Regions from separate parts of the Mus musculus genome. Here region 2 is linked to region 1. A link is a loop called in an ENCODE intact Hi-C map of the cell type or tissue named here. Cell type or tissue: left cerebral cortex. All regions are shown on one strand. Each heading gives the region's core, and the rest is flanking DNA. Links, peaks and the distances in the headings are about the cores only. Region 1 has its middle 240 kb from the start of Gm51890. Region 2 has its middle 160 kb from the start of Gm33791.

Region 1 (15,670 bases), core at 5,050-7,549:
TCTGTTATTAATTTTCTAATAATAGGGGTTTACCATTTGTCTTTCAATTCCCCATGGGCTTGTAACTTGTTAGAATGCTGCATAAAATTAAAATAATAGGTTCTGGATAAATGTATGGAGGTGGGATTTTTTTTCCAAAATTAAAAGTCTGATATTTTTATGTTTATATCATCAGCTTAGACATCATTTTTTTCTTTACCTAACTGATTTCTTGAAAAATATATTATTATCATTAAAGAGGCTCTACCTTCAGTTTCACGGCCAATACCCATCAGCTATCTCTTTCTTTACAAGGTACAAAAATTCAAATGCTGGAGCACATGGGTGAAGACTGAAGCATGAAATTGATATGGCTGCTTGGAACCACATTCCCAAGAGTTTCCCCTCATTCCTCATCAAAGCAGGAGGAGATAACAGGCTGAGCTGTAGAATGTCTTACACTATGTATTAGTCATTTTCCTCCAGGCTTCAACAGAACAGAGGATCGAAGCAACTTAGGGAAGGAAGGAAGGAAGGAAGGAAGGAAGGAAGGAAGGAAGGAAGGAAGGAAGGAAGGAAGGAAGGAAGGGAGGGAGGGAGGGAGGAAGGAAAGAGGGAGGGAGGAAGGGAGGGAGGGAGGGAGGGAGGGAGGGAGGGAGGGAGGGAGGGTTAATGTTGGCTCACAGTTTGAGGATACAGTTCATCATGGTAGGGATCATGGAGAGGGTCTTGGAGAAAAGGCTTAGTCCCATTGCTTCAGCAGTCAGGATGCAGCCAGTGAGAGCTGTTGCTGCTAAATCCATGACCTCATGGCTCCCATTTAGAGTGGCTCTTCCTACTTCAATTAACCTCATCAAGCCTTCCCTAACATTGCCAGAGGATAGTACAGTCTAGGTAATCACTCATGGTTGTTCAAATACTTCTAGGTGATTGTATATGCTATCGACTTGACAATATTAACCAATATAAAAGACTTTCAAAAAGGCTTGGAAATCTCTATCTTTTTGCCAGAGTACAGAACTAAGAAACACTTCAAGTGTTCAGGACTGTTTCCTTGCAGGCTGCCCTTCATGGTTTTCTTAATGAATTATTCTCAGCACGAATAAACCTTCTGCTGCCCCATGACAAAAATCAACCTAACATATACACAGGAAGGTCTTATCAGAAATCCCAGGGACCTTACTATCCATTGAAGCATTCTGTTGTGAATATATTTCTTCCTGAGAAAGAAGGGAAGAGGAGCTTGTGTTTATTCTTTTTCTTTGAACCTGCTTCATTCATAGAACTTTAGTGAAGGGCAAGGTAGAAGCTAAACAATTGCAGAAATAAATCCACAGTTAAGGACTGATACATATGTAGTCAGATGCATACGTCCACAGCTGTCAAGTATGTATATTAAGTGGATACAATTTGTGGGTGTGTGGCTCCGGTACCTACACGTTAAAAACCTGGAGATGGACACTAGAGATATGGTAGAGAATATAATAGACAGCAATATTTTTGTTCAAGATCTAAGAATCTTCGTCTTAAGATTGACTAACATAGGTTATTAACCCCCACTGAGGCCCATGCACCAATCCCAATGCAAAGGTATTTAACAAAAGCTTCCCATTTGGAATCAAACCTTTCCTTTGTCAACAAGTGTGCTTAACACTGCTGCAAGCAAAGCTGTACAAAATGCACCTTTTCTCTTTCCTGGGGCCTGTGCCTCTTGCTGTTAGTGCAAGTGACCAGCAAAGCAGGGAGCTTTTGTGTTCAATTTCTTACGTGCACAAGCAGAGGGACAGGGCACAGTAAAGGTGGAACTTAGCTGGTAGAGCTGGGAAGGGTGGTGCACAGAGCTTCCTCTTCTCCAGAACTCCTCTGTTCCCCAGCCAAAAGCCTCTGAACATATTGGGCACTGCCTCTCCTACTCAGGAAAATGGGAGCCACTCCTCTAAACAAAGGAAGAGAGGCCTACATTCAAAATCTAACTCGGCGTTCTGGCCATGAGCTGTGAGAGACAGCTCTAAGTCTCTGAATCAGATCTTTCTGTTGGTGAACCTACAAATGCACCCAGGCACCAGCAGTGCTAAGCTGCAAACACTGCACAAACTCTACCTGCATCACCAGGCAGCTCTGAGGTTTTGGTTAGATAAACCTCAGTTCAAATTCCAGCTCTCCCATTGGTAAATGGAAAAGGGTCATTGGTGATGCTATGGGGTGAGATTGATGTGTCCTGTCTCCTTTGGGGTTTCCAATCTGGTACCTTTGCCAGTCATAAGGCTCTTCGTTCTTTTCATCTCTCAAACTGTAGTATTAGAACCTGTACAGAATTGTTGACAAGATAATATTGGAGGGCCTGGTGTTTGGTGGAGGCGCAGAATTACAATAATCTTAGTGCTTGCCTTATTACTGTTGACTATGTTGAATTGTTTGCCTCTGCATTTCTCTGTAACACAATCCCGGATTTACCTCACTTCCCTCATTAGCTACTGAGTAGTAGCGGGAGAAGCAGCTTGCTTGGCCTGGACCTTAGCCATGTGGACTTTCACAGCGGGCAGATCTGAGTGAGGGTCCTTCTCTGCCATTTCCCTGGGTTAGACATCCTGCCCAGCCTCTCTGGACTTATTCATCTATTAGATGGCAAAAAAAAAAAAAAAAAAAAAAAGTGTTCACACCATAAGAATGATCCCTCTTCTTAAGTAGTATGTGGTTTGTTGGGGGCGGTGACATCTGCCATCTTGTGGGGCATAATTGGGGAATAAAAGTTGGTTCGTTCCTCTAATCGTGCAGCCTACAGTCTGGAGACTTTGTTAGAGGACTTAAAAGGTATATCATATCACAAGGGGAAAATTGCACCTACAAAATATTTTTTAAAAGAAAACAAACATGTCATGAAAACTTATAATAAGGGAAATTTGCCCTAGCAAGAGAGATCACAGGTCTCTCCTGAGCACGAAGGATAAATACGAGTTTTCAGGATGAAGGCAGGGAGGGGAAGAAACTCCTAACAAGCTCTCTGCATATGTTCCTCATTAGCATCACAAGCATATGATCACCTTCTTGCTAGAATGTGAACTCAAAGAATACAGGCAGGGTGTCTGTCATCTTCTGTCACCTCGAAGACAGAGCCTTGAAGGGAACAAGTGCTAGTAGGTAATCGCCGTGTTTGCTGAATGAAATTAAAATACTATGTCTGTGTATCACGGCTTTATCCGGGATGCAATTAAGAATGAAACATATTTCAGCCAAAATAGCATGGTCCTTGGGTTGTGGTAAACCATATCCTTGTTCCTGTTGTGGAAAGAAGGTTACATCCTATCTGGCTCTTGGTCTCTTGTGTATAGCGTAGGAAAAGGACTTCCACTACTCAGCCAAGCCATAAGCAGCATTAATGTCATTTCTATGAAAACATTGGCAAAAATCAGGCATGTAGTTTTTCAAGGTCTGCATGTTGCTGGAGTCCAGCCAGGTGCAGCTAGGGGCCAGAGAATGCTATCACCAGCCGTCCACCAGGTCTTCCCCTTAGTGGAAATGCCCAGGGCTCGTAACTATGCTGCATTCTCTCTCCAGTGGCTTAGAGTCAGATCCGGGAGTTTAGATTTAGGGAGGCATCCAGTTATAATTGACTGGCATTTGGAATAGTATACTGGGGCCCCATTTGCATTTGGGTTAACCATGCAGTCTCTGGACAGAATAAAATCAAATAATTCATGGGCAGCGCAAGCATGAGTCTGCACATGGCAACCAGGCAGTACACGTTTAGCTGTTGTTACTAGTATAACTGCCAGGCCCTGCTGCATTTCCCCCCCAATTATTCCAAAACTGAATCAGCCGTTTCTTTTGGAATTCTCTGACAAACAAACAAAAAAAGAAACTGTTTTCTGAGGCTTGGAAGCCTCGCTTCCCTATTTCCGCGCCCCCAGGGGCAGGTTTAGGGCCACCACCTGGCAATCCAGAGGAGGCAAGGCTGCAGCTGAGAAGGCTCCAGGAAACCCGGTCTTCCCTGGGCTTTGCCCTCTCCTCTGCTTCGCTCTGCATTCCTAACCCTGGAAGGAACGGTCTGGGTCCAGCCGAGCACTGGGCATGCTCGCGAGCCGGGGCAGGCTCCGGGAGTCCGCAGGATGCGTAGGCTGGCGATGCTCCCTAGTTCGCAGAACCCCGGTTGCAGCCGTGGTGCATCGGGTTTAGCAGAGCAGAGTCCTCGGTGCGTGCAGCTAGGGAACCCGGTCTGCCCGGGACAAGCCCAGAACCGAACTGAACTCTATGAGGCCCGGGCTTGGCGCGCTCAGTTTCTGCTCTTGGAAACGCCCGGCTGGAAGAGGGGGGCGGGGGGGGGCGGGATATCTCTGCAGACAAAGGGGTACACGTTCCCCTAGCGCCCCTCTTTACCAGCCAAGAACCCTTTCCGGGGCTCGCTACCCCTTAGATCTAAAGGCACCAACCCAGCCCGGGCCTGTGCGCGCTCTAGGGGCAGGGGATTGGCTCTCACTTCCCACGGAGGGACAGCGCGGGAGGGCGGGCGGCCGTAGAGCGGAGCTCTGCGCCTCTGTGTGCGCGAGTGTGCGCGAGTGTTTGCATGTGTGTGTTTGCGTGTGTGTGTATGTGTGTGTGTGCGCGCGCGCGCGCGCGAGTTTATATGTGTGTGCGCGCGTGTGTGTCTGTGCGGCGCGCGGGCGGGCGCGTGTGTGCGCGTGCAGGAGCCACTGGGTGTGCGTTGCGTGTGTTATGGGTTTGATTCCAGAGCAGGTTGCACATTGGTCCTGGGTGGCTCGCAGGCTCAGGTCGTGCTTGGGCGTCCTCCTCCTAATCGTTTCTGAAGTAGCAGTTCCAGCAGCAGCAGCGGCAGCCGCAAGCAGCGGCAGCCGCGGCAGCAGCGGCAGCGGCGCCTCCGCAGCAAAGCCTGAACTGTGCAGAAGCAGCGAGCACCGTTTGGGGAGTCGGGGGGCGGGTAAGAGGGAGGAGGGAGAAAGCCTGGCTAGATCTTTGGGATTATTTTTTTTCCCCTTCTTTCCCTCTCTCTCTTTCTGGAGGGTGTGTGTTGTCCCCTCGAAGTGAAGGAATTTTGCTCCAAAGCGAGCTGGGACCGAAGACTCTAGGCTAAGTTCTCTCTCTATGTAGATGGTGTCAGGGAGCGAAGCTACTGACCGAGCTGCTGGTAAATGTTTTTCACTTCTTACTCTTTAATGCTTAAGGCTTTTTTCCCCCTTGTTTCTTTTTTTTTTTCCTTTCTTTCTTTCTTCCCCGTTTCCTTTCTGTTGCTCTTCATTCTGCAATCGCTCCTGAATCGCTGCAGTTCTCTCTCCCTTGCCTTGCGTTTGTGCAGTTTGCAACTTGTTTCATGGTTTTCTGTGTATTTTTTTTTTTCTCCCTTCATCCTCAGATGAATGCTGGAACATTTAAATTCGGCACTTCGGGAGGTCATCATTAGTTGCATGAGTTTGGGGGCGGGGAGGGGAAGACTGGTAGAGTCGGCTGTTATTTCCCTGCAGAAGGACTTGACGCTTTTCTTTCTAATGTTCATCGCAATTATAGGGATTCTTTTAGGATTCATTTTAACATTGCATTGATGTTTAAGGTTATCGGCTCTCCAGGATTACAAGGCGGTTTGACTCAGTTTTAACAGCGTGACCAATGTCAGTGATTCCAGACCTACTGTACGGTACACGCTGCCTAAAATATTCAAAATTGCAGGAAGAATCCTTGGCATTCCGAAAGAGAATTTCTTTAAAATGCTGTTTTTGCATTACATTGCTGTAGATTTGCAGGAAGCAATAGTAGACACGGCTTTTCATGTGGCTTGCAAAGATAATAAACAGATAAGTGGCTCGGTGCATCTTCTACTCTACTGACTGAGCTATGGCTAAATTTACTTAATAATAAATTTAGGGCTTTGAAGAAGCAGGAAGGATGCTGGTATTGTTTTATTCAAAACTGTGAGGCATACAGAGCTTGCTAACCTCAGACCAGCCCTTTCTCAGCTCTTACTTGAAGTGGCATCTTGTCAAATGGGGAGAGAGAGAATAGTTTCTGCTGTACACATGGAATGAAATTATTTAAAATAGCCAGCATAATGCATGCAAATTGGACCCTTACTCTTTTCTTTAAAACACCAGAATTCACTCTGCCACCCTTGCTGCCAGGATCCATGTTCAACATTATTTTTAATATCACATTTAATAGTTCTTTGATGCAGTCAAATAATTTGAGTCCTTTAGAGGGTTTTGAGTAGTTACGATATTTCATTTGTCTTCCTTGTTCTTCCCCTTAAGTTTTCAGTTCCTGTTCAGTAGAAAAATTGAAGGGTCAATAAGTGAAGGTAAATCAGTCATTTAGAAGGGCCGGAGTTTAGAATTTCTGCTCAGCCATGGAGACATGAAATGGATCATGGAAAGTGTATGGCAGGAAGGGGGGTGGTGCTCGTGCATTCTCACCCTCAGATGCTCAGGATCTAAGCGCGGGTGGGAGACTCAGGTTAGGGATGCTCCGAGGCCCATGGGCTTTGCCCAGGGAGAATATTATTCTGTCACGAAGACTGCCTCTACTGTATGGTAGTCACCTCCAGAGCAGCAGGCTGCCATGGTATGGGAAGCTTGGTTTGCAGTCATACTGTTAAACTTTGCTTTGATGCAAACTTAACTGGCTTTGTGAGAACTGCAGAAGGCAGGTAGTATATTCAGGAGTAAAAAAAGAAAAGAAAAGAAGAGAAAAGAAAAAAAGAAACCATTTGTAAATTAAGTCAACTCTTCAGGTTCTGTTTTACATAAGAGAAAAGCTACCTTAAACCATGACACTGATTCACCTGTGCTGTTTCCCCTAGGGTTGACAAAAGCCATTCTCAAAATTCCTGAGATCAGAGCCTTATTTCTGCCCGTGTATGCTTCTAATAAAAAAGAGGCATCTTATTTGTAAAGAGAGTACTTCTTACTCAGGACTCTCTTGAGGTAGCAATATTGCCATTTTAGAATATTTTCATGGGCCCTTAAGTTTACCATTTTGATTAAATTGGAGGAGAAAAACACTCCTCTTCCATTCATTTAGGACAGTTTTTGACTGGAGTGTTTGCTTGTAGGAGTCATAAAGAAACAAAACTGCATGCACATAGTGAATCCTAGTCCTCTGACCATAAGGTTTCTAAAGCAACTTACTCTCCTCCTCCTGTGACCATTTCCAGGACAGCGTACCCCACGCAGAGCAGCTTCAGTAGTAGTCCACAACACTTCCAGGCATGGTCACTAAGAGATAACTGAGCAAGCTCAAGTCTTCTTTTGATGGGTCCATAGGGCAAAATATGCACACCTTTAAATACACACATCACAATTAGCTTCCATTTCAGCAGCCTCACAACCTCTGAAGCCCAGGAGTATGTTTATTTAGGGAACACGTTTCTTTCCTGCAGAGTTGTTTTTTGTTTTATCTTATTTTGGCTTGTTTCTCCACCCCAACCCTCTGTGCACTTCTAGTTTCCTGGCAACTTCTAGAAGGCTCGGATATTTTTCTGTTAAACTATTAAACACATCTATGCTTTTGACTCAATGACAAGCTATGCTACTATTCCACTAACCGGATTTGCATTACTATAACATGGTTCTCTATGATAGCATTTCTGTGGCTTGTTGGCATCACTGACGTTTGGTTTTGTTTTGTTTTGGGGTTTTTTGTGGTTGTTGTTTTTTATCATTAAGCTTGTCCTTAAATCTTCACTAAGACCCTTTAACTTCTGCGCCTGATGTTGATTTCAGGTTAAGGTATCAAAATAGTATCATCATCTTGATGGTAAATTAGGGAGTTCATTCTCAATTGGTCTGCTAGTGACATGTCAGTATGTGCAAAAAGCCTTGCACTTCCTAGAGAAGGTAACATTTTTTTTTAAAGAGGGCTGTGTAGAAAGACAGGTGTCTGAGGCTGTGGGTTCACAGACTTTGACAGTTCTGTCTGACTCTATTGTTAGAGTTCCTGTTCCCATCTTTATAAGAATGGAGATTTCTCTGCATGTCCAAAGTGTTGATTCTGCTAGACCTACAGACTGTTTCTTAACATTGATTGCCATTCTTTTTCGTTGTATGAGTGAAAGGATCCTCAATGTACCTGTGTGCTTTAAAGGAGGACCTGCATTGCCCTGCCCATTCCTAGATTTTTCCGTTTGACCTGACTGATTTGGAGAGGTGATTTCTGCTGAAATAAAATCAAGGTCATTTCCAAGGGCTTAAAAAATATATCCCTCCCCATCTGAGGGCTAAAAGTTAAACTGCTAGTAAGATTTGGAGAGGTAGGACTTACTGTCAAACTCCTTATCTCACACATGGCTATGGACAAAGCATTTTTTTTTTCCTCATTACTTGACATGGAGTAACAGTTCTAGTCTTTGATCTGATACTGACTCTTGCTAACCTCAATGTGTTCTTCACACTCTCCATTCTACACCCAGAAGAAGTGAAAGAGACTTTCAGCCAAAAGATAGAACCTGGATACTTGCATTTTTAAAAAGGTATTTTCAGTGAAAAGATAGGTAACAATATTTGATGAAATGAGATAAATTTTGCAATCAGGGAATACTGCAAGTAATGTGTATTTACCCTACCAGTCATTTTAAAGAATTTCTTCTGCTGAGAACAGAAGTATCTGCTCTTTGTGTAGCAGCTTTGCCAAAGTAGCCTTTGTTTTTCTGGCGTTTAGTTTGATTTAGAAAAGAAATGGTTCCATTGTTTAAGAATGTGTGCTATCAGCAACATGTAGTTGTTTTTACTTTCTTGTTCTCTTTTCCGTGCTAAGAAAGACAAAGCACTTGCTAATTTAATTATTTTAGATACACTGAGAGTTGTCTTGCTGATATTTCCAAAGGCTTCATAAGCTAAAGAAGCAAATAACTCGTTCACTAAAATCCGTCTGTCTCTGCAGAATCCATTCAATATATACCCCCAGTGTGATTCTGAACTTGAAGTAGTACAGCTTTCAAAAATCAGTTCCTCCATAGCAAACCATGAAGAACTCTAAGAAATTGTCCCCAAAATGAAGTTCCTTTTGATTTCTTGTTTGTTCTGGTTTTGTTTTGTCTTGTTTTTCCTGAAAGTCTTCCATTGGTCCATCTGCCCTCTGCCCTCAGCATAGAATGACAATCCTTATAGGCAAAAATGAATTGATGGGGTATGCATAGTATTTATGTACTGTGTTGGCCTGTGAGTGAAAAGAGAGCAGGTGTTTTAACTCTGTAAGTATAATAAAGAGAATCCCAAACAAAACAATGCATGTGATATGTTAAAGTCAAGTCTATTTCTCCTGGTAAAGATTTCTGCCCCCTACCACTCTGACCAATGTGACCAGGATGGACCAGTCGACTACGTCCTTCATATTACTAACAGCGTGTAGCCCGTGCTAGGATATACATGCATGATAAGTGCTGAACAGCCAAGTCTGTGTTGGAAACTACAGTGCTGTGTGTTTGGGAAGAGAGCTGGTTCCTCTGAGGTGCTCAGGTCCCAGGACTGGCCTGCAGTCTGGAAGAGGCTTGAATCTGCAGTTCTACTGACTTGTGGGCTGTGCCCCCTGCTACTCTGTCTTCTCGGAAGTGGCTCTGCCACATATTTTGGGACATAGATATTTTGGGAAGTTTTTCTGCTTGCTTGTTCTTATCATTTCAGGAGAACTCAATGTAGATTTGCAAAAGTTTATAACTCAGCTTTCAGAAAGTATATGTTATTCCATGAGTATTTTCCTTTTAGTGCTCTATAAGATTAGGCTTGTTTTATAAATCACACTAGACATTTTGCGGTATACATCTCAGTTAGTATGACCTTTGTATTTATAGAAAAGAGAAATTTGTACCCTAACAAGTAATAATGAATTTAGGAATGTGGCTCAAAAGAATAAGTCATAAATTAATTTATTTATTTAGGTTCCTCAGTCTTTACTTATTAGAAAGTAAAAGTTAAAGCCAGAGTATTAGTCATATGAAAGCGGTAAAGTCGAAACTCAGAGTGGTATATTGATTGTAAATCATGACAGAGGCAGGATTCATTTGGTAGATGCTTATATTGAAATGCTGTTTTTTTATTGTTGCTTCCAGTTTAGTTGGTACCTAATGTTTTGATCTCTCCTGCCTCAAGGAGAGGCATAGAGTCCATGTAGAAGACGTATACAGGGAAAGGAACATCATTTTGGCAGAGATTAAGAACATCCTATACTATAAAATAATCATTTCAAAAACATAGATGTTAAGTACTTCTGATTGTATTTGGATCGTTTCTTCAAGCTACATCAAAATTTCAGTATTGAAAACAACTTAAGTATGGTTTTTAAATGGTTTCCAAGAAGGAAACACACCACAGAAGCTCTCCTTACCTGTGCCTATAGAAATCTGGGTATCAGGAACACCACAGCATACTTTTTACTACAGACTTTTTGCAACTGGCTTTAAATTATTAACCATGATCATTTTTAAAGCCTTGAAAATATCAAAATATCGGGGCATTTGAATATTCGCTACACATTTCAGTAGAAATTACTTAGAAATGCAGAAAAACAATAACTATACTACAGTGCATTTTAGTCTTTATCTTACTTTATTCCTGCATGGTCAGGACTGTGATTCCCACACACAAGCCAGGTCCTGTGCCTCTGGTGGTAGAAGCAGCCTGAAGTCAAAAGGATATACAGGAACTCAAATGGGAAGAGAAATAGGTGCTTTCTTTACAAAGCAAGATAATGCTGTGTTCTTTGTGTAGGGTATATTGGAAGAGTTATTTAATTTCCTTTCATTTTTGTATTTGCTTAGGCAGTAATTGTACACAGAGATCTGTGCATTCTCTGTCTTCTAGTATGTTCAAGATGTTTCTATTCATGTAGCCTTGGCTCATGTGATACCTCGGACTGGGGACCTTAAGCAAGGCTTGGGACTGTCAGCACTAGCTAAGTAGAAGTTCGAGAGAAAGACAGTGTGAGCTGGGGTGGGGGGGGTAGAGGGTCTATAAGTTAAAAAAAAATGTGTTCTATGATTGGTTACACTTTTTTTATTAGTCATTCCTGCAGTTTTATTTATATTTTTTGACTGAAACATCTTGAGAAAGCACAAACTGCTTCTCTCCATTTTAACCCTACAAATAACATAGTTATTGCAGAGACATTTCACAGTGCTTGGGGGGGGGGTACAATTTGTAGGACCCAGCATCTAATTTTTCTATTTTCTAATCCTGTTTATATATCCCTACACACCATCAGAGCCAGTCAGATGAAACCAATTACTAAGAGGAAAAAAAATCAAATTTATTTATTATATTTATTGGATGTGTCTGTTGCTTAATTATCCATTGGCAAATTTGCATGTGGCTACAGAGAAGGCAGTGGATGAGTGTGGAAGAAAGATCAATCATCAATCTCTCAACTCCATAAGGTAGCCATGAAAATAAAGAGGGCAGAATCAACTTGTCCTCTCCCCTTGTTCTTAGGGTGAGAATCTAAAACCTGACAGAAAGATATCATTTGAAAATAAAGGTGCATCTGTGTTGACATAGGAAAATACAGAAAAACTGGAAGATAGGACTTTTCTATGCAATCCACAGCCTTATGAAGTCTAAAATGCATTAGCTTTTTGGAAACACATGGTAGTTTGGATGTTTAAAGTGGAGATTGGAAATCAGGATCAATTTTCTAGCCAAGTAGATGATGGAGTCCATCTAGGGGAAGGATTATAAGTTGGGGGTCAAAATGAAAGGATAGAGAGGTAAAATGTGAGGCTGACTAATAAGAGTGAAGGCAAGCTAAGTGGTGGACACTTTCCTAGCAGGGGCAAGGCTCTGCATTTGTTCTTCAGTCCCAGTTCTGGGATGGGAGAGGCAGAGAGAATAAGGGGAATACTAGACAATGGAAAATAAGATGGTGTGTGTAAGACAGCATTGCTACACTTAAAAGAGGTTGCTGTAGTTGGCGTTTGGTGGTATGGAAAGATGCAGGCAGGCCGGCAGGTTCTTATTTCTCTTCTGTGTTTTCACTTAAAATTCTTTCTGCAACCAATCCTGGTTATCTCATCTTTTACCCTGTTACTCTAACAGAATGAATCCTGAGTGTCATTTCTCCCTTCACTTTCTAGCCACATGTCATCATAGTTTTGCAAACTTACTAAGGTGGACATTTCTTTTCAACGTGGGCGGAGGCTGAACTGGTCACTCTTTCATGGAGATTTGACAAAGCCAAATTGATAAGAGAAATATTTATATCCCTCTTCCCCTGAAAGGACAGGTACATTGTTATGTCTGGCCCATTCTGACCTTCCAAGGTAGAAACTTCAGGGAAGAAAACACCCCTTTGGAACTTAAAGACACTTGAAAGCTTTCTTCTAGGTCTCACTGAACAAGATTTGGTGTCAGAGGTACACTGTGGATGTCATTTGGAGAAAGTGCTAGCTAAATTGTCATTTGTTGCTAATTTCCATTGGTTTGGGGAAGCTTCTATCAAAGAGGCTATCCCAGCATTGGAGATTAGGATTTCTTTCTCTCTCTTTTTTTCCCCCTCTACATTTTGTCTGCAGAGAAATTAAAATGCCAACACGATTCTTGAGTATTGAAAGGAAGGGTGTGTGATCCTTGTAGACTCGGTGAGAAACATGTTAAAGATTAAGCATAACTCTATAGTTCTTCTAATCTTAACGTTAAACATTATCTTATAGTACCTTTTCTTGCAGAATAAACGTTGCTTGTAGCTGGATTCACTGCAGAAGCCAAATAGTGAATAGAGATAGAGGCTGAACTCTCGTTCCCACAGCAACAATTTTTCACTAAGCTATTCCCTAAGGCCAGTCTAGGTATATGAGGGGCACTGCTTCTTTTTATATGATTTGTGTATGTTCCCATAGATTGTGAAGTCTATTTCTGGGCAATTTTCAAGTTAAAATTGTGTTACGGCTACCCGGAAGGTTGTCATTTCTTGGTTTTTCTCTTGTCAGTCAATTCATAAGTGTTATTAAGCCCCCATGGGGTACACACAGAATCACACACAGTTTAGCGTATGTGTGTGTGAGGATTATGGCCCTGTGGTCTAGAAGCTTAGGTAAAAGAATATTACGTAGATGCATGTCTATATTTTTAAAATAAGGTTTTTAACCTAAGACGTTCAGAAAAGTTTGTCACCATGTTGCTACCCTTTTCTGATTTATTTATTTACCTATTCATCTTGGCACATGTTTACAGTGCACATTTTGCAGCATTTCCTTGCAACTTCAAATGTATTCATTCTGTGAAAAGCATGGCTTTAGGTGAGGTCAGGAATCTAATGTGTCAGCTTTCTTTCTTCTTTATTTCTATTTAAAAAAAATTCAGATAACTAATAACAGGCATGTTTACCTAAAGGGTGAGGCTGGAAGGTGAGTATTAGACTGTGTCTCTGGCTGCACAGGTTAGGTTGTTCTCAACTTCGAGGTTTCAGAATAAGAAGATATCCCAGAGCTGAAGCTTTGCAGGATGCATGCCTGTTGCCTGGGTGACTTGAATGATTGAGTGAGTGGCTAAATCACTTCCTACCCCAAGCTACCCATTTACATTGCTCATAAGTGATACATATACTTGCTATTTCCCCTAAAAAATTAAAAGGGAGAGAAAGAAGATAATTTTTGATAATTCCAGGAACTGGAAAGAGGAGAAGATGTTACCTCATTCTTCACATCCCAAGGGTGAAGATTTGTCTCTCGAGGAATCCTTTCCTCAGAGACCAAGAAAGGACAGGGTTAATACGCAAGTTCTTGGGTTTCCTTTTCACATGCTCATGCTCGTAAATTTATCTCTTATCAGGCCTTTACGGGAAGGGTAATATTCTTGAAAAGCAGGAGGTGAATATCTCAGAAACTAGATGGTAAAGGACCAGTGCCCCGGAGGCGCTGACCCTCTGCACGGCCCCAGGTAATAGCTTCCTGGACTTTGGGCAGTCTGCTCTGACTTTTGATATCCCCTGTCAGCTTCTTGATTAATGCTCATTTTGACCGTGGCTTTCACGATGTTCATATCTCATTTCCAGCAAATAGTCGCTAAACCATCCAAATTTCTCTTCCATCTACTCTTCCTTGTCTGTTTGAATTGGAGAAGCAATGGGTGTAAAAGAAAAAAATATGTAGAGCCTTTGGGGATATGCTCTTCCTTTAAACTTCTGCCCTTGGCTCGTGTCTTCTGGGTTGAGAATGCCTGAGGATGTGTAAGATAGTTTATCTGTGGCTGCTGGGGCTCTCCTGGATACAGTTCTTTTTGATAGGAAATATTTTATAAATCCATAGTATTATAAAGTCTTTATTTCTCCACTGTATTATATAACTAACTGAAATATTTTGAATTTCTTTTTAAATTCAGGACCAGGCCATGTTCTCATTGTACAGTAAAGAGAGTAATCTTGGTTTAGTGAAAAGTTTTAAGGCAGTTGAGAATCTCAGGAATGTTGGGTTAGAAAGGTAGCCAGGCTATCTGCTTCTGAAGGTGGATTCGGGTTGCCCAGTAGAAACCCTTCATGTCTCTCACACTAGCTACTCTCCTTGAACTACCATTGGTGCTGTGACTAGAAATGTACAGGTTTTGCGACAATCTCGTGCAAACAGAAAGTCACTCTGCCCTTGTTTCCAGCTTGCTGGTTTTCTTCTCAAAATTCTAAGACAGTGCATTCCCATTTGATTGACGTTGGTCTGTCTTTATGTGGTGCTCACATTCCTTCTATTAGAACTCCAAGACATGGTAGCTAACTCTTCTGTGTTCTGCTCAGTGAGACAACAGCTGATGGTCTATAAGAGATAAACAGAATTTCTTCAATCTGAAAGACCGGAGTCAATAAAAACACATAAACAGAAAGCTTCCAATATTTTTTTTATTATTCTTTATATCGAGCTATGGGATCTTAGGTGGTGTATAACAAGGACCTCAGCATGTACTTGAAAGATCTATAGCCACATGAAGATATTGTTTTTTCTAAAAAGAATCAGAGGCAATCCCTGATTATAAAAGTATTAGGACCAATGCTTTTGACTTTCAAATACACATAAATCTATAGTATGTAACTTATAAAATTATTTTTCTCACCACCAAGAGCCTATTAAAATGCTATTGACTTAAAATCCGTTTCTCTCAAAATTAAATATAATTTACCTACAATTAAACCTTCTTTGATCTCTTGTAAATATACAAAGTTCACAAACAGGTAGACAAAAGTTAGACCTCATTCAGAGCGTAGGGGAATTATCTGGGAGGCCTGATAATTGCCAGTAAACAAATTAGCAATGTGGGTTTTTTGTGTGTGTGAAATATCAGAACTTTATAAATCAAGTTATCAACTTGAAATAAGAGGAATTGTAGCATTTGAAAGGGATAAAACTACATTTCTCTTTATTAGTAGTTTCAGGTTCTCTGAGGTTTTAAAGCACTGTGCCTCTTACTAAATTACTAGTAAACCCAGTGAGGTACAGGGCCCACACAAGGCCTCCATATCACAGATAGAACTTTTGCATCTGAAGGCTCAGCCTTTAATTCTTCAATTCTGAACTAATATATTTATCCTTCCATCACTGTCTCCTAAGGATTTTGAGAATTAATTAGAAACAAAATCACTTTCAGTCCTCGGATGTTACACTCTGCTGAAAAAAATATGAGACACTGAAGTGTTATTAATAAAGACAAAGGTTCATCCAATAAAATAATCTGACTGGGTGAATTCTCACATGGTTGGTATTTTCTAATATAAATTACTGTAG
Region 2 (15,670 bases), core at 7,039-9,538, 200 kb before region 1:
AAAAATACTCTACTTCTAAAGAAGATGACTCAGGATTAAATACTATCTTACTGTAAAATCGGATTGCAAATGTTGAGAGAAAGGATCCTTCATTTAGAAGTTTGCAATCACCCAGGTTTCCATGAAACAAACAAACAAAAAAAAAGTCTTGCTGTACCAATGAAGTAATAATACTGAGCTGAAACTGATCAAGTCTTTCAATGCACCAAGCGTCGTGTTAATCACACATTTGCCACCAAACATCTGTTCATATTTATATTTTATAAATGTAAAAACTCCCAGTTGGAAAGGTGAAGTGTGTTTCTCAGAACGGTTCAGGTAGTGAATATCTGAGTTGAGTTTTAAATCCAGATAGGTTTAACATCATGGTTAGTATGCTATAAACATATAGGAAAGAATTATGGCTCTTTATCTCTTATTTTATGTTTTACTTTCATTTCTGCCAACTTTTGAAATCTATTAGATTCCTCTTAGCCTGCACCATAGCTACTAAAACACCGTAGAATCTCTAAATCATGGCTTCCAAGGCTCTTAAAAATAATATTGACAGCAATTGCATGTCATGGAGGTCTTATTTTCTTTCTGTCCTCCATGGAGCTACTGGAGAGTGTCTGCTGCTGTCTTTGCTATGGCATCTCCCACTGCATCATTGTACCCTACATCCCCTCCAAACTGCTAATTTTGCTAATGAGTAAGCTTGTCTAAGATGGTAACCTATTAAAGAATGCTGTGGACTCACGCAGGATGATCTAGCTCTATTTGTTCATTACCAGACTCAAGTGTTTCTTCATTTTCAAATGCCATCCTTTCATGTAAGATTCTTGTAATAAGCCTTCTTTGATCACTCCACCTAAATTATATATTCTCTCCTACCTGACTTCATTTTCCATCAGGTCTGCTTGTTTCTGTTTACTTCATGCTGCTATAACAAAATCCCATGAGCTGGATAGCTGACAGAACAGAAGGTATTTAAATTGACACAGTTTTATAGTAAGTCACCAGCACCTGGTAAGAGTGATTCTTCCCTTCCAAGATGGTCCCTGAAGGATATTCTCTGAAGAAGAGAATACTAGATTCTTTCCTGACAGAAACCAGATGACCAACCAAAGACAGGATCCTCTTTCTCAAGCCCTTCTAAAAGGCCATGCCATTTCATTCTCAAGGAAGGAAAGTTATGGTCTAATAACTACCTATAGAGAACATTAGCCAGCAAGTTTCAACCCATAAGTTTTGGGACTCATTAAATAAGTACAAAAATACAAACCACAGTTTGTAAATATGTGTGTGTTAATTTGGGAGGCATTAAGATATAAATGTACATACATAATTAAGAGGTAAGATGTGATAGGGTGATTCAAATGTACACTAAGTAACAGGCTGAGCTAGCTAGCACTTTGAGTTTTCATTATCTCATTATAAGTCCTGTCAAATCTTCCATTGTAGCTGTTCTGAGCTATACAATGATTATTGTTAGCCATAGTCAGTGAACTCTTGCACAGAACGCAAAAAGTTATTTTTGTATCTACTTAAAATATTTCACTCAGTGACTGAATACACACCAAGAGCTTGTGTCTGGTAGCTGGTAATCTATACTCAACAACTAACATTTGAGGAGTCTACATGTGAATGGGGATGGTACAATGCTTTTCTTCTTTTGCCTTCCTTGTGTAGTGTCATGATCCTCTGCTTTTTGAGGAGTGAAAAGAGTTCATTGTCTTAGGGTTGCAAAGTCTTTGGGTTTTACACGCACAACCCTTCTTCTGTACCTTCATCATTTGGCAGACATTTGATTTGATTGTGTACCAGTGTCTGACTTTCTGACTTGTGCTTCATTAAACACCTTAAATGCATGTAAAACTTTGCTTTGATGATTTCGTTGGGAACATACAGATAATAGAATCATTAGTTCTACGGGATTTCTATGCTCAGTCTACTGAGGAGTACCTGCCTATACTGTTTCTCATAAATGCATCCCCAACAGAAAATACAGGAGCCCTCTGTCCTCTGTGCCCTTGATAACTTGCTTTCCTGTTGTTGTTTGATAATAATTATTTAAATTGAAATATGTTGTCTCATTATGGTTTTATTTGTGTTTACCTTGATTGTTAGCAAAATTTGAGCATTGTTTTCATACATATTTTGTGCCCTTTTGTCTTATTTAGAGAAAAGACTAAACATTTATCAGCCCATAATTTATATTGGATTGTGTATGAGGTTTTACTGCTAAAATATTTAAATTCTAGTTATTAAACCCTTATTGAATTTATGGCCTGAAAATATTCATCTCTTTGGGCTGTCTCTTAGTTTTACTCAGTGTTTCTTTCACTCGTGGTACAGAAGCTTTGAGATTTGTCACTTCTTGGTACTGTCACTTATATTTCCGGGTACACATAACATATACATTCACCCACACAGTTATTTCACAGTAAGTGTAAAACTAAGAAAATACTTGACAAAATCAGGAGAAATCCTGCAAGGCAGGAAATATATGTGTGTTGAATGCTTAACTTAATTTGCTTTTCATGCAATAAACAGTGAATTCAATAAAAATGGATCATCTTCTATTTGGTGTTAATTTTGGTCTTAATTGTCCTAGAGAATCGTTCTGACTGGGAGGAGTGAAACATTGATTAAGCTCTTTGATGGATATGTAAACCTGAGTTAGAATGATTTAAACTGATTACCAAGATCAATAAAATCAAAATACAAATACACCTTCAATACACCCAACAAATAGGAGATAGAAATAGAAAGTTACACGTACGCTTACTATATGTATGAGCAGAGAGGATAGAATTTATTCTCATAATATTTTATATTTTAATCATCCTAAATCATCCATAGGAAAGAATGGGAAAACCACTTAAGGCATGACAACTGAGGTCCGGTACTCTCATATCTGCTATAAATACATCGCAATACATTGTAACTTGTGTCTATTCAATGAATTAGACAAGTATATAGCAAAACCAAATCAAAAATAAAGCAATAAGTATAGACTCCTGTATAAAATTTTAGATTGGCCATACTCATAAGTGAAAGAAGTACCAAGAACAATTGAGAATTGAACTAACATTTCTAACATTTCTAGAGAAAGCTTTTTTTTCCACTGAAAATCTTTGTTTTTTCTTTTTCTTCTTTTTCTTTCTTTTCCTTTCTTTCTTTCTTTCTTTCTTTCTTTCTTTCTTTCTTTCTTTCTTTCTTTCTTTCTTTTTTTTTTGTCCAGTTGTTATCCTCCTCTGGGTCTTACCTCCCACAGTTCTTCATCCCATTCCTACTCGCTGGTATCCAAGAAGATGTCCCCACCCCACCCCCTGCAGGCCTCACCACTCCCTGGGGCCTCTCAAAGGTTAAAGGCATCTTCACCCACTGAGGTCAAACCAGGCAGTCCTCTGCTAGCCATATGTCTGTTGGGGCAGGGAGGCTCCGAGCAGCTTGTGCATGTCGCCTGGTTGTGGCTCAGTGTCTGAGAGATCTCAGGGATCTGGATTAGGTGAGACTGCTGGACTTCCTGTGGGGTTACCCTCCTCCTCAGCTTCTTCAAGACTTTTCCTAATTCAACCACAGGGGTCCCCAATATCAGTCCATTGTTTGGGTGTAAGCATCTGCATCTGCCTCAGTCAGCTTCTTGTTGGGCCTCTCCAAAGACCAGGTATGAAACTAATACTATCTAATCAGATTTGCTCATTGAAAAGCTAATGCCACAAGGCTAATTCAAAGAGCACTTTATGTCAGAATATATATTGACTATTATTGAGGATCATCTTTGCCCCACGTGTCTGCTATGTCTTACGATTAGCTAATTCTAGAATGAAAGCCTTGACAAATAGTGAGACATTTAAAATCTCACCTCTTGGAACCTGAAGGCAAACCTCTGTAGTGATTTCTGGGATAAAATAAAATATGTTAGTGTTCATTTCAGTGTGCTACAAAATTTTATTACACTTAATGATTAAATTTTAGAAGGCTATTTTGTGGTTTTTATTATGAGCAAGAAATAAGAAGCCACATATTTGTTTTGCCGGCTACTGGACAACAAGGTTTAAACACACACACACATACACACACACACACACACACACACACACACACAGAAACCAAATCAAACCAAACCAAAACAAAAACAAAAACAAAAACAAAAAAAAACTTGCATTCATCAATATATACTTCAATGCACCTTGAGAATACTGACAAAAATGCTACAATAAATTATTACGTATCGAACTTACATAGATACTTTGAGAAATTTACAGGTATCATAACTGTTCCAGTCTTAGAATGTTAGAGAGAATTTTGTTCCATAACATTTAGACAGGAGTTTTAATTATTTGGTTAATTTTGTTTTGTTTTGCTTTGCTTTGTGGTCTTCCTTATTTGTTTTACTTTTAGCAAGTAAAAGGAAGATATTCCCAAGAGAATATCTTTTCAATAATTGTACAGTTTCTTTAATCTAAATCATGTTTTAAGGAAATACGAATAATTCCGTCAACCAGTAGAATTAGTGATGATACAACTTTGTTAATAGAATATAAGAAAAGATGCCCAGCTAAGATTATTGTTGTGGCATGGATACGGTACCAGATGAACAGTGCATGTAAAATTTCAGTCAAGTTAGAAAACCACATATTACACATTTTAACAGGAGTGAGTTGAAGAAAGTAAGACTATGAAAATATAGGGTAGTCCCCTTTAATCCCAGTACTCAGGAGACAGAGAGAGATGAATCTTTGTGTTTGAAGCGTGCTTGGTGTAAACAGCAATTTTCAAGATAGCCAGGACTACACACACACACACACACACACACACACACACACACACAAAGTCTCAAAACAAACAAACAAAAGGGACCACTGTACTCGGTATAACAAAATGAAGACAGATTGTAAGACTTTTTTGTCCCCATACAGATTATCACATTTTCTTACTGGCAGAAAATTTCAAATAGTTCTTCTATTCCAAGACATGTTTGAGTAGGTTATTTTTAAGGTACATGTTTTTTTAAAGGTATACTTAAAAAGTCTCTGTGAAGTAAAGGTGATATTTTCACACTAAGCATGAAAGAAGTTCATATTTTTTAAAAACTGGGAACTTCCTTTGAAATAAGATTCATGGAAAAGTTTTTTGTTGATGTAGGATTGTTGTGGCTGAAAATACTGTGTGTGTCAGGTGGGAAAGGGAAAGGAGTTGAGTCTAAGTACTTGAAAGTTCCGAAATGGTTTGCTCCAACCCATTTTTAAAGTTGTCTTAATAATTGTTTTAAGCTAGACTTTGAATTAACCTTTTACAATCATAATCACTGTGACCCTTTATGAATAGTTTACAAGAATAGCTGAATGACATTAAAGAAGACAGGAATTTATGAGCTGCACCTAAGCAGAAAGTATCTCTGTGTAATTAGTGGACGAGACAGAAGCATACATCCCGTGATTTAGTATGCACAGCCAATGATTTGTGAGGTTTCCTTTTTTATCAATGACAATGATTAAGAACACCTGTTTGAGGGGAAAAAATTATAAAATTAATCATGGAAACAGACTGTGAATCACTGTAGCACCAGGTAAACATCCAGCTCTGTTGCCTTCTCTAAAAATACACCAGAGCTGATGATAAACATGATGACAATCCCATGCCTTCTTAGTCAGAGACGTGGAAGCAAATAACATCTAGAAGAATGGAAGAGGTGTGTGCCTTTGTTTGGCACACATGCAATCATAACTATCTCTTTTTTCCTAACCTTATTTGTTTATTTGGAGTCAATTAATTATGTATTACTCTCGGGGCCTAGGGCAAGTCAAGAAAGTACTTAAGCCTCTGAGCTATACCGCACCCTCCCTCCTTTCTTTCTGTTTTATTTTTGAGACTGGGTCTCATTCAATTTCTCAGGACAGCTTGGAACTCAGTGTGTACTTCCTGTGGGCTTTAAACTTGAATCATCCTACCTTAGACCACCAAGAAACTGTGACTGTTTAAGAAGCCATTGCTATCAGTCTGGGCTCCATTTCAGAGTCTACTCAACATGCAAAGCAAAAAACATGGCTCTTTGCCACATTAGATCCCTTTTGCAAAACATGTTTTAGGGGAAGAAAAAGTCTTAAACTACTAATGAGATATATTCAAACAATAGTATTTCATCTTTATCTCTTCCTTTAAACTTTCTGTTTTTACTTTAGAAAAATCTTTATGAGGTGTGAGAGATGTTGTAGCTCAATGGTATAGCACTTTCCTAGAAGCTAAGAAATTGTGTGTGTGTGTGTGTGTGTGTGTGTGTTGTGTATATATGTGTGTATATGCAAGGAAGATATAATGAGAGCTTTGGAAATTATAGATAGGTAACTTGGGGTACTGGTTACCTCTAAGGGCATAAAGAATGATGTCATGGGCACACACACATGTTTCAACAAGACTACTAATGATTTTTCATTAAAACCTTATAACAATAAAGTAAACATTCACTGGATGCCTTCGTTTACGTTTCTATTACTGCTTTCTTCACAAGTTAAAAAAAACAAAACAAAAACAGAATGATGCCCTATAAGAATTAGTGAACAACTGGCTATTTGAAGGAGAGAGGGAGGGATGAGGAAGGGAGGGAGGGAAGGAGGGAGGAAAAGGGGAGGCAGGCAAGGAGGGAGGAGGCAGGAAAGGAGGGAGGAGGGAGGACTACAAAAACAGGAAAGAGAAACTATTCAGTAGAATTAATGTTCTTGGCAGCTTCTGTCAAGGGGCATTTTGGGAATGTTATCCCCCCACAATGAGAAAAAGTAGCAAAGAGTCAAGAATATGTTTGTGCTGGCATCTAATTCTTAATTATTCACTTTGACACAAGGCCACGCATTATCATCTTGAACATTCAGGTAGCTGCTCGTGTTTGAAGACTGAGTGAGAAAGGAAACACATTGTTAGTCTCTATACCTTTCTTCTTTTTATTTTAATAAGAAATGGTATCATTGTAGGCAGACAATTTGATGTCATATTTTCTATGATATTTTCACAGTGCGCACCAGGGTGTCTGTACTCTGCAGCTATATGACATGCAGGGGATTTTTTTTTTCTTCTGCACATCAGAGCCTCAAAAAACAAGCTCCACGGCTCCAGGCACAAAGACTACCAATAAACATTCCATCTTTTCATTTTCTCCTTTGTGATTTAATAAAGAAAAGACAGGGCCATGAGTTTTGACTATTAGACAGCAAGCGTTTCGGAAGTAATTTCTCTCCTTGCCTTTCTCTGATGACCAAAGAGCCCTTCCCACCCCTGCCCCTCTGCTCTGTTGGTGGGTGAGCTGACAGCTCAGTAGGGATTGTCATGAAGAAACCTGTTAAGAACAGTCATTGGCCTCTAGATGATCACAGTGAAGGACGTGGGAAGCCTCTGTGGCCCTGGGACCTGTGTGCTGCTCCCCCCACGCCACCCCTGCCCACCCCAATCCACGTCTCCTCTGCGTGGGTGTGGCTTACAGACACACCTGGTAGACTGCAGGCCACTCTTGTTCCTGTACTAGCAAAGCAGCCAGGTTGCTAGGAAGCTGCCCTGTGAGCATCCCTTGATCTATTTTTAAATTTCCACGCTTGTTTCCTTTCTGAAAAGAAGCAAAGAATGAAAACCGCTTGGCTTTCTCCTCCTTTCAGAGACAAAGTAACCAACAAGGCTAAGATCTGTTGTGAAGTTAAAAAGCATTTGCTAATTAAGCTTCAGACTGTTATGGTATTTGTGCCCGTCTAGTTTCTGCTTAATTAATTTCCAAATAAGGCAGGTCTCCGTAGAGGTGAAAGCCAGTGTCTATAAGCAATGTAGGTGAAATTTTCTGGTACGTTTAAAAAACAAAATCCATTATGACGTTCTTGAACCATTATCTTCCAGGCATTTAACAATAACCCATTGTAAGACCCCTGGAACTTTCTAACATGGGGACTAAATGGGAAATTTGGAGGGCTATTGAACAGTGTGAGTTTTCACAGCTGATACACAGAAAACTATTTAGCACAGGTGTTCCTGGTAACTGTGAAATGCTGGGGAAACTCAGACTTCTCGAGACTTAGATTCCCTGTCTTGTGTGGGATGGAGGCTTACGGAACTTGTGAAATATATGCAATATAAATAAAAGAAGAGCAAAATTAGCTTTCCACAGAACTCCAGAAATTGTTCCTTGTATGGAAGAGCCTTCCTCCTTGGCCACTGGTAGCTAGCAGTTTTCTTGGTATTTTTTTTCCCCAAGTTAAAATGAATTCAATTTCAAATGTTGTGAGTGAATTTTTAAAATGATGTGTTATATGCATGCAGGTGTGAAGAAATCTGGTGGAATCACAAGTGTACAAGTCTTCATGTGTCATGTTGTTTTTTTTCCTCTCCAAAGATTATAAAAGCAGAAAGTTTTTTTTTTTTTCGTTCCTCTGCAGACCTCTTCCACCGACCAACATCAATTTATAACAAGATCAGCAGCTGGCTGCTATCTGAATCTAGATGTTAGGATTGTTATAGTTTCTAGAATCCAGACTAATAATTTAGCATTCATATTTGGGAGGTCATGAGTTGCTATGTTTGCTGCAGTTCATCTAGACATCCATGGAGTGTTTTGAAAAATGAAATTTTATTTTTAGGAGATTTGTTCATAACTTTTTATTCTATGTATGCTTGGAGGAGCTTGGGTGTGTGTATGTGCACCACCTATATGTAAGTATGCAGTGGGGCCATTAGAGGGCAATAGAATGCCTGAAACTGAAGTCACAGGTAGTTATGAACCACTCTATGTGGGTCTGAAAACTGAACCAGGGTCCCCTTTAACACTCTAAGATTAAATCATCTTTCTAGTTCCAAAATGCTCATGTTTTGAGGGGATCACGAATTGACAAATTTCCATGCAGGCGTGGGCTTCCTTTTACCACTTTCACTGACTTCATTTTTCCAGAGTGAAAAGTTAGTGTGAAAATACAAACATTCATAGAAAAGTGTGTATGACGCCTGCTAGAATTATAAATTAGTTGTTCATTAGAACCCAGTTTAATTTCATGTTGCTAATATGATAAGGACAAATTTTTATCCACATTCTTTTTTTATTAGTATTCAGAGAAATGGTATATAAGAAGTATTATTACTATTAATATTACTAGCTTAATAGATGAAAAAATTTCAGGAACCTGAGGTTACTTGTTTTAAGCAGTCTAAGAAGCACTGAATCACAGAACCTGGGCACCCAAATGCTGCTTTATGTCATTTCTCTTCGTTATTTAGCTTCCTAACATTCCAAAAAAAAAAAAAAATGTCTGAGGGTAATCAGTTTATAAGAAAGAAAGATTTATTTTGGTTTCAGAGATTTCAATCTATGGTCCGTTGTTCCTATTGCCTTTGGGACTATGGGAAGGCAGTGCATGATGGTAAGGAAAATGGGTACAGTGACTTCATGAGGAGAGGAGAAACCTGTTTCCAATAATCCCTGTAGAAAGCATACTTCCAGTGCCCTGAGACCTCCCATTGCTCCTCAGGCTGTGGTTTGAGTTTGAAATGTGCCTCACAGGTTCATGTTCTGAACAAGTAGCACCCAGCTCATAAAGAAATTGTGAAAGGTCATGTCATTGCTGGGAATAGATCATAAACAGGAAGTCTGTGATGCTTTGATCTTGCCCTTGAATCTCTATTTTCCCTCTTCTTTCTATCTTATATCATGTAAATCAGTTTTACCACAGTCCCTGGAGCCATGAGTCCTCTTTCCCAAATATGAGGGATGGAGACATCCTGAAACCATGAGTCAAAATACACTTCCCAAACTGTGATGAAAATTACCTCTTAAACGTTCTGCCACCTTGATCCAAAAGAGTAATACTAACCCTGGACTTTCTACTGACCACCTTCACTTAGGTAGGGTACAAAAACTTGATGTACCCATCTCACCCGGTTGTTGTGAAGAGCAAATGAACTGCTATCTATACAACACTCAACTAAAAGTTCAGGTTTTCATTATCAGAGTGCAGTGCAGAGCATCTTTGGACCAAAGGGTTCAATCTGACTCATCGAGGTTCAGGGCCCACTGCTTAGCTGCAACGTCTGAGCGTTATTGCACATGCACCACAGCACTTGTGCATATTTTCAGTTGCATGTGTAAGAGCAGAGCACCCATCTTAGAAAGAAGAAACCAGAAAAGCAGAACATTGATCAAGACAAAAATGTGAGAAAGATGTAATGTTTGCCTACAGATCATAGGTAACAACGGAGGTCATCATTGTTCCCACTTTGCCTTTTGGGATATTTTATGGCTGGGGGATGGATCCTTTGGTATCATAAAGTGAAAAATCATTGGTGAGATATTGGTTTTTCCTTTCTCAGATATCAGGCCTACTTGGATGCCTGATATGGACATTCATTAATCTAATATTGATCATTTACCATTTGTTCCAGAGGAGCATGAGAAAACAAGTGTTGATGCACCATGCACTGGGTTTGGCGCTGACCCATCAAGTAGCAGAACCTATAATAGTCTGAGCATTATAATATCATTGCTGAGCTGACAAAACTGGCAAAGACAATCCTATAAGTTATTTGTGTTCATGTATCATTGTCCCAGAATCTACCACATTCTTAATACTATGCACTATATACTGTGTACTATGTACTGTGTACTGTGTACCATAAAACACTAGATCAGTGGTTCTCAACTTCCTAGTGCTGTGACCCTTTAGTACATTCCTCATAATGTAGTGACTCCCAACCAGAAAATTACTTAACTGAAATTTTACTGCTGGTATGAATCACAATGTAAACATTTGATATTCCGGATATATGATATACTACTACTGCACTATATAGTAAGTAAGGATGCTACACCTACTACTATACCCTGGCTCAGGTGTGTGAGAAAATATATAGGAAACCAGAAAAATGAGTTTGCTCTGATATTGCTAAGAGGATAGCTGAGGGAGGTAGGGGGACATGAGGTACGTTTTCAAGACATGGTTATTTTTTTTAATTTAGGCCTGGTCCCTAGCCCCATGTTCCCAAAAATAAGACTCAGACACAAAATATGTTTACAAATATCTTGGTCATATAGCAAAGCTCTCTCTCTGACTAGATCATAATTTAAAAATCCACTTATTCTAATCTTCTTTCTTCCATGATTACCTGTGCTCAGTTGTCCTGAATCAGTCTTGTCCTATCTTAGCTGGTGAATCTCCTACTTGGCATTATCCCAGGATCCTTTCTGCCTCCTGAAAGTTCCACCTCCTATTTCCTGCCTAAGCCATAGGCTTTCAAATTTATTATTGGTAGGTGCCACATACAGACAGACAAAAGAGAGTTTCTCTACAGTTATTCATTCATCACCACTTGGCTTCTAAAGCTTTGTAGAAAAAGTGATGGCGAGACTGACACCGTGAATAGGAAAATGGAGCTGGGGAGGGATGCTGTGGTTTTCTCTACATCTGGACTTGTCATTCTCACCAGTCTTTTCAGATAAAGGAAGTACTTACCCACTGGACGGTGGTGGCACATGCCTTTAACCCCATCAGTTGGGAGGCATAGGCAGGCAGATTTCTGAGTTTGAGGCCAGCCTGGTCTACAGAGTGAGTTCCAGGACAGCCAGGACTACACAGAGAAACCCTGTCTTGAAAACCAAACCAAACCAAACCAAACCAAACCAAAACAAAACAAAACAAAACAAAACAAAACAAAACAAAACAAAACAAAACCACCACCACCAACAACAACAACAAAACAAAAAACCAAAAAACAAAAAAGGAAGAACTTACCCTATTTGTGTTAGAGGATCCAAACTACTGCCTCCTTCCCTCTGAGTTTGAACTCATTTCAAAGGCTCAGAGAAGTTCCATAAATGTGGGGCTCAAGGTTGTTAGTATTACAGAAATATTCAGGCAAGAGAGAACTGAATAATAGCACTCTTCCTCCTAACATAGGAGTTAGGACACTGACCCCTCCCCCAACATTCATAAGAAACAGGGCTTAAAATGGGTAAATCATTCAGTCTGTGGGTATTCACTGAAAATTCCAGCTACTGAAGAGGCTGTAGCAAGAGGATCCCAATTTCAAGGCCTGTGTGTACCACAGAAAAGTTCAAGACCAGCTTGAACAACTTGGTTACCTTGTCTCAAAAGAAAAAACATAAGATTGGGATAAGGATAAAGTCCAGTGGTAGACCAATTATCTAGCATGTTCAAGGTTAAAACACCAGTACTGAAATTAAGAAGAAATGAACAATAGAGTGATCTCTCATTTCCCTACTAGTGAAACAAAAGAAAACCATATTTTAGTTCAAGAAGGGAAATGGTTTTTTCCCTAAAACAACTTAGAGCTGAATCATGAAGGACAAAGAGGTATCTGCAGAAGTGAGGAAAAGAATTCTAGACAAACAGTACTACATCAGCAAGGAGGAAGATTCATGAGGACATTGTATGAAAGCCAGGCAAATAAATAAAAGCAGACTTCCTTTTGCAATTCTGTTTACAGATCTCTGTATGTTTTACTACCCATGATTTTATTTGGATTTCCTAAACAGTAGTTAAAGGTAAAATTCTAATACGAACTGATAATCTTATTTTACTTGCAAGTGTGGAGAAAAGAATAAATAAGGTATGTACTACATATGGCATCTATCAAGCAATAAATTATGATTAGCTGTTAGTGTTACTGATACAATTGTATATACCAGTCCCATTGCTATTGTTTAAATTACTAGTGTTACTGACAACTTCCCATGGCAAGTGAGTAGAATAATCAGTAAGTCCTATTCTTAGCAAGGACCAAGCTAGTGTTTGGTGAGATCAAACCTATATAACCTGTATGTGGCAGAACTAAGACTTGATGACATGGTATGTACAGAAGCCAGAATCTCAGTGAACACTTTCATGAACTGTAAAAGTTGTCCTTTAATGTGAACAGGTTAGCTTGACACTATCTCGTAGGCCCTGACTTAGGACTCATCACGACCCATAGCTCAGCAGGATGCATACATTCCCAATCCCATTTACTTCTCTCAGAGTCTCATAGGGGTGAGCTGGGGTGGACCAGGTGAATGTGCCATGTAGCATGGGTCACCTCACAGTGGGAGAGTCAGAAGCTTAGAGAACTCCTGACTTTACAAAGAGTTGACCCTTCCCAACCTTTGTCTGAAGAGAGATAATATGTTCATCATCCTGGTGAGGAAACAGATCTGCTTGCCATTTGAGAGGGAGGCAAGACCTCTGCCTGCTGAGGTTGTGTCTATGTAGGTATCCTTGGAAATGGAAGCCTCAAGCAAAACGTGGTATGAACATGCAGAAAAACACAACTGGCTCCCAACAAGCACATTGGTAGAAAGACATTCGCGAAGTATGTTTTCTAGTAATAGCCCTCAGAGAAACAAAATGGATACAAATATCGAAGGTCTTATTGATAAACTTGGTAAGTAAGTCCCATTGTAAATTTCTTTTACAGCTTTTCCTCGTGTATCAGCAGAAAAAAAAAAAAGACTGTTCTGTGGCAGAGAAACCTAACAAGCTCTTTGTCCCATGACATTAGGGATGCAGAGCACCTAGGAGGACAGGTTTTTCAGATGTCCCAAATACCTAAGAGTCTCTCCAGTGTAAATATTATAATTTCCAGAATGTGATGAATAATAATTGACACTGCTAAAGATAGACACATGATGGAGAGAAGAACTAGTCACTGGTTTCAGAGGATATAGCCAGGGAGGGCTGAAAAGCAAGAATTAGCCCAACTAGCTATCCACTTCATGGGGAGACACCAAGGCTAATGCTTACAGACAGGTGCCTAACATGGCTGTCCTCTGATAGGCCCAAACAGCAACTGACTGAGAAAGATGTAGACACATATACCCAACAATTAGACTGAAGTCTGGGATGCTTATGGTTGAATTAGGAGAAGGATGGAAGAAGTAGAAGAGCAGGGCAGCCCCATAGGAAGACCCGTAGTCTTAACTAACCAGGACCCTTGGGAGCTCCCAGACTCTGAGCCACCAACCAGGCAGCATACAGCAGCTGGTCCTAGCTTCCCCCAAACCTCCATATATAGCAGAGGATTGCCTAGTCTGGCCTCACTGGGAAAAGATGCACCAAATCCTTGAGAGACTTGAGGCCCCAGGGACCCAGGCATGGGGGAGGTCTGGTGGTGAAGGATCATTCTCTTGGGAACAGGGGGGAGGAGGAATGGGATGAGGAACCATGGGAGGGAGGCACCAAGAAGGGGATCAACAGCTGGATGGTAAAATATTTATATTTAAAAAATTGGTTCCTTTCTCCCTTCCAGATATGCATGCATTTGTGTGTGTATGTGTGTGTGTGTGTGTGTGTGTGTGTGTGTGTGTGTGTGTGTGTATGTGTGTGTGGCTGAGGAGACCCCATTTCAAAAACCATTCCCAAATGATTAATATAATATCACAGGTACTGGTGGCTGATCTTCCGGGTATATTTTAATGTTTGGTTTTACAAACGAGTGAGATAAATGATTTGTAAATAACTATTATAGAAGCTTACTGTTTAAGAATTCTGTTTTAAAAGCCCCCTCCCAAACAAAGTAAGGAGAATTAAATAGTAATCTTCTAAATCCTTTCTCCTATGTGGAATTAAGAAGGGGTGTTTCATTAAGTATCTACTCTCAGAAACACGAATGCTTCCTTTTACAAGAAAATATATTATCACAGAGAAGAAGTTGTACTAGGCATTATATTTGTGTTTGTTTCCCAGCTTTGGAGATATTAGGTCTTTGAAATACACAGCAGGAGGAAAATCATGTTAGCTTCACTCATTTGTGCCAACAGTCACATGCCCAATTTATCTTGAGTCTCTCGATTCCACCATCCATACTTTAATCAAAAATAGGTGCAAGGTGAGCCTGGTTGATTGTCTGCATAAGCACATGCTAATTTTAAACTTCAGTTTTTCCTGATACCATCATGCCATGTCAAGACTCCTCATAACTCTCTTATACCATTCAGCATTTTCAAAGTGCTCTGGCCCATAAGCCAGAGGCTACACAATCATTTTCATGTTCTCCCTGGGCACAGAGCAGGTAGACGCAGTGGCTCCAGGATACCCTTGCATAGGCTCCTTCAGTTGCGCATTGAATTATGTGGAGCTGTTCATTCTACTTTAAATATGTACACTGGAATCCAATGACTGGCTAGTATAATATTGGATCCCAAGAGGGTTAGACTACAGTGGGATATTTATCTAAAGAAAAAAATAGTGGAATTAGATTTTTGTTTGCACATGAGGATGAGAATAAGATTCTAGAATGAAAAGTTGATTACATCCTATATGAGAATGTTAATTCAATCCAAAATTAATAATTGAGTAATTCTTAGGATAACAAGATGATAATTGGTGCCAAGAAATATAAAGCATGAAAATCCCATTATTTTCTATAGAATTGGTATTGCATGTATCTCATTGATGTTCATTGGCTTACTTTTTAATGATGGAGATCATGAGGTCTGGGAAATCAGAAATTACCAGGCTTAAAATATAATATGTTCTCTTCACAAAATAAAATACAGCCTTGGAAATTATTTTGACTGATAAGTCACAAAAATCCAAATCTATCAGGGCAAGTACACTCCAATTATTGGCTTAAGTGCTACAGTGAAGATAGCTTCTCCTTCAGATTATAAGTGGTGTTGGCAAACATTGTCTAACTAGTTTTATTTTGATTCTCAAATGACCTTGGTATT

The links. A loop is a pair of places that touch in the nucleus more often than their neighbours do. Peaks named below come from ENCODE experiments on the same cell type or tissue, not always from the same donor. Only the 100,000 strongest peaks of a DNase experiment are listed, where the experiment ranks them.
Region 2: it touches region 1 in a loop (2.7-fold over the local background); 3 of 42 quality-filtered maps call a loop at or near these places.

The regions. Positions count from the first base shown.
Region 1 is chr11:37,225,286-37,240,955 of GRCm38, reverse strand. It overlaps a transcript of Tenm2 not described here. Among named protein-coding and RNA genes, the nearest start is that of Gm51890, 240 kb to the right of the region's middle. In left cerebral cortex, for the core only: no CTCF peak of the experiment used is centred there; DNase peaks (open chromatin) are centred at 5,699, 5,904, 6,433, 7,162 and 1 more place; H3K4me3 peaks cover 2,500 bases; H3K27ac peaks cover 1,592 bases.
Region 2 is chr11:37,427,225-37,442,894 of GRCm38, reverse strand. No RefSeq gene overlaps it. Among named protein-coding and RNA genes, the nearest start is that of Gm33791, 160 kb to the left of the region's middle. In left cerebral cortex, for the core only: no CTCF peak of the experiment used is centred there; DNase peaks (open chromatin) are centred at 7,570 and 8,115.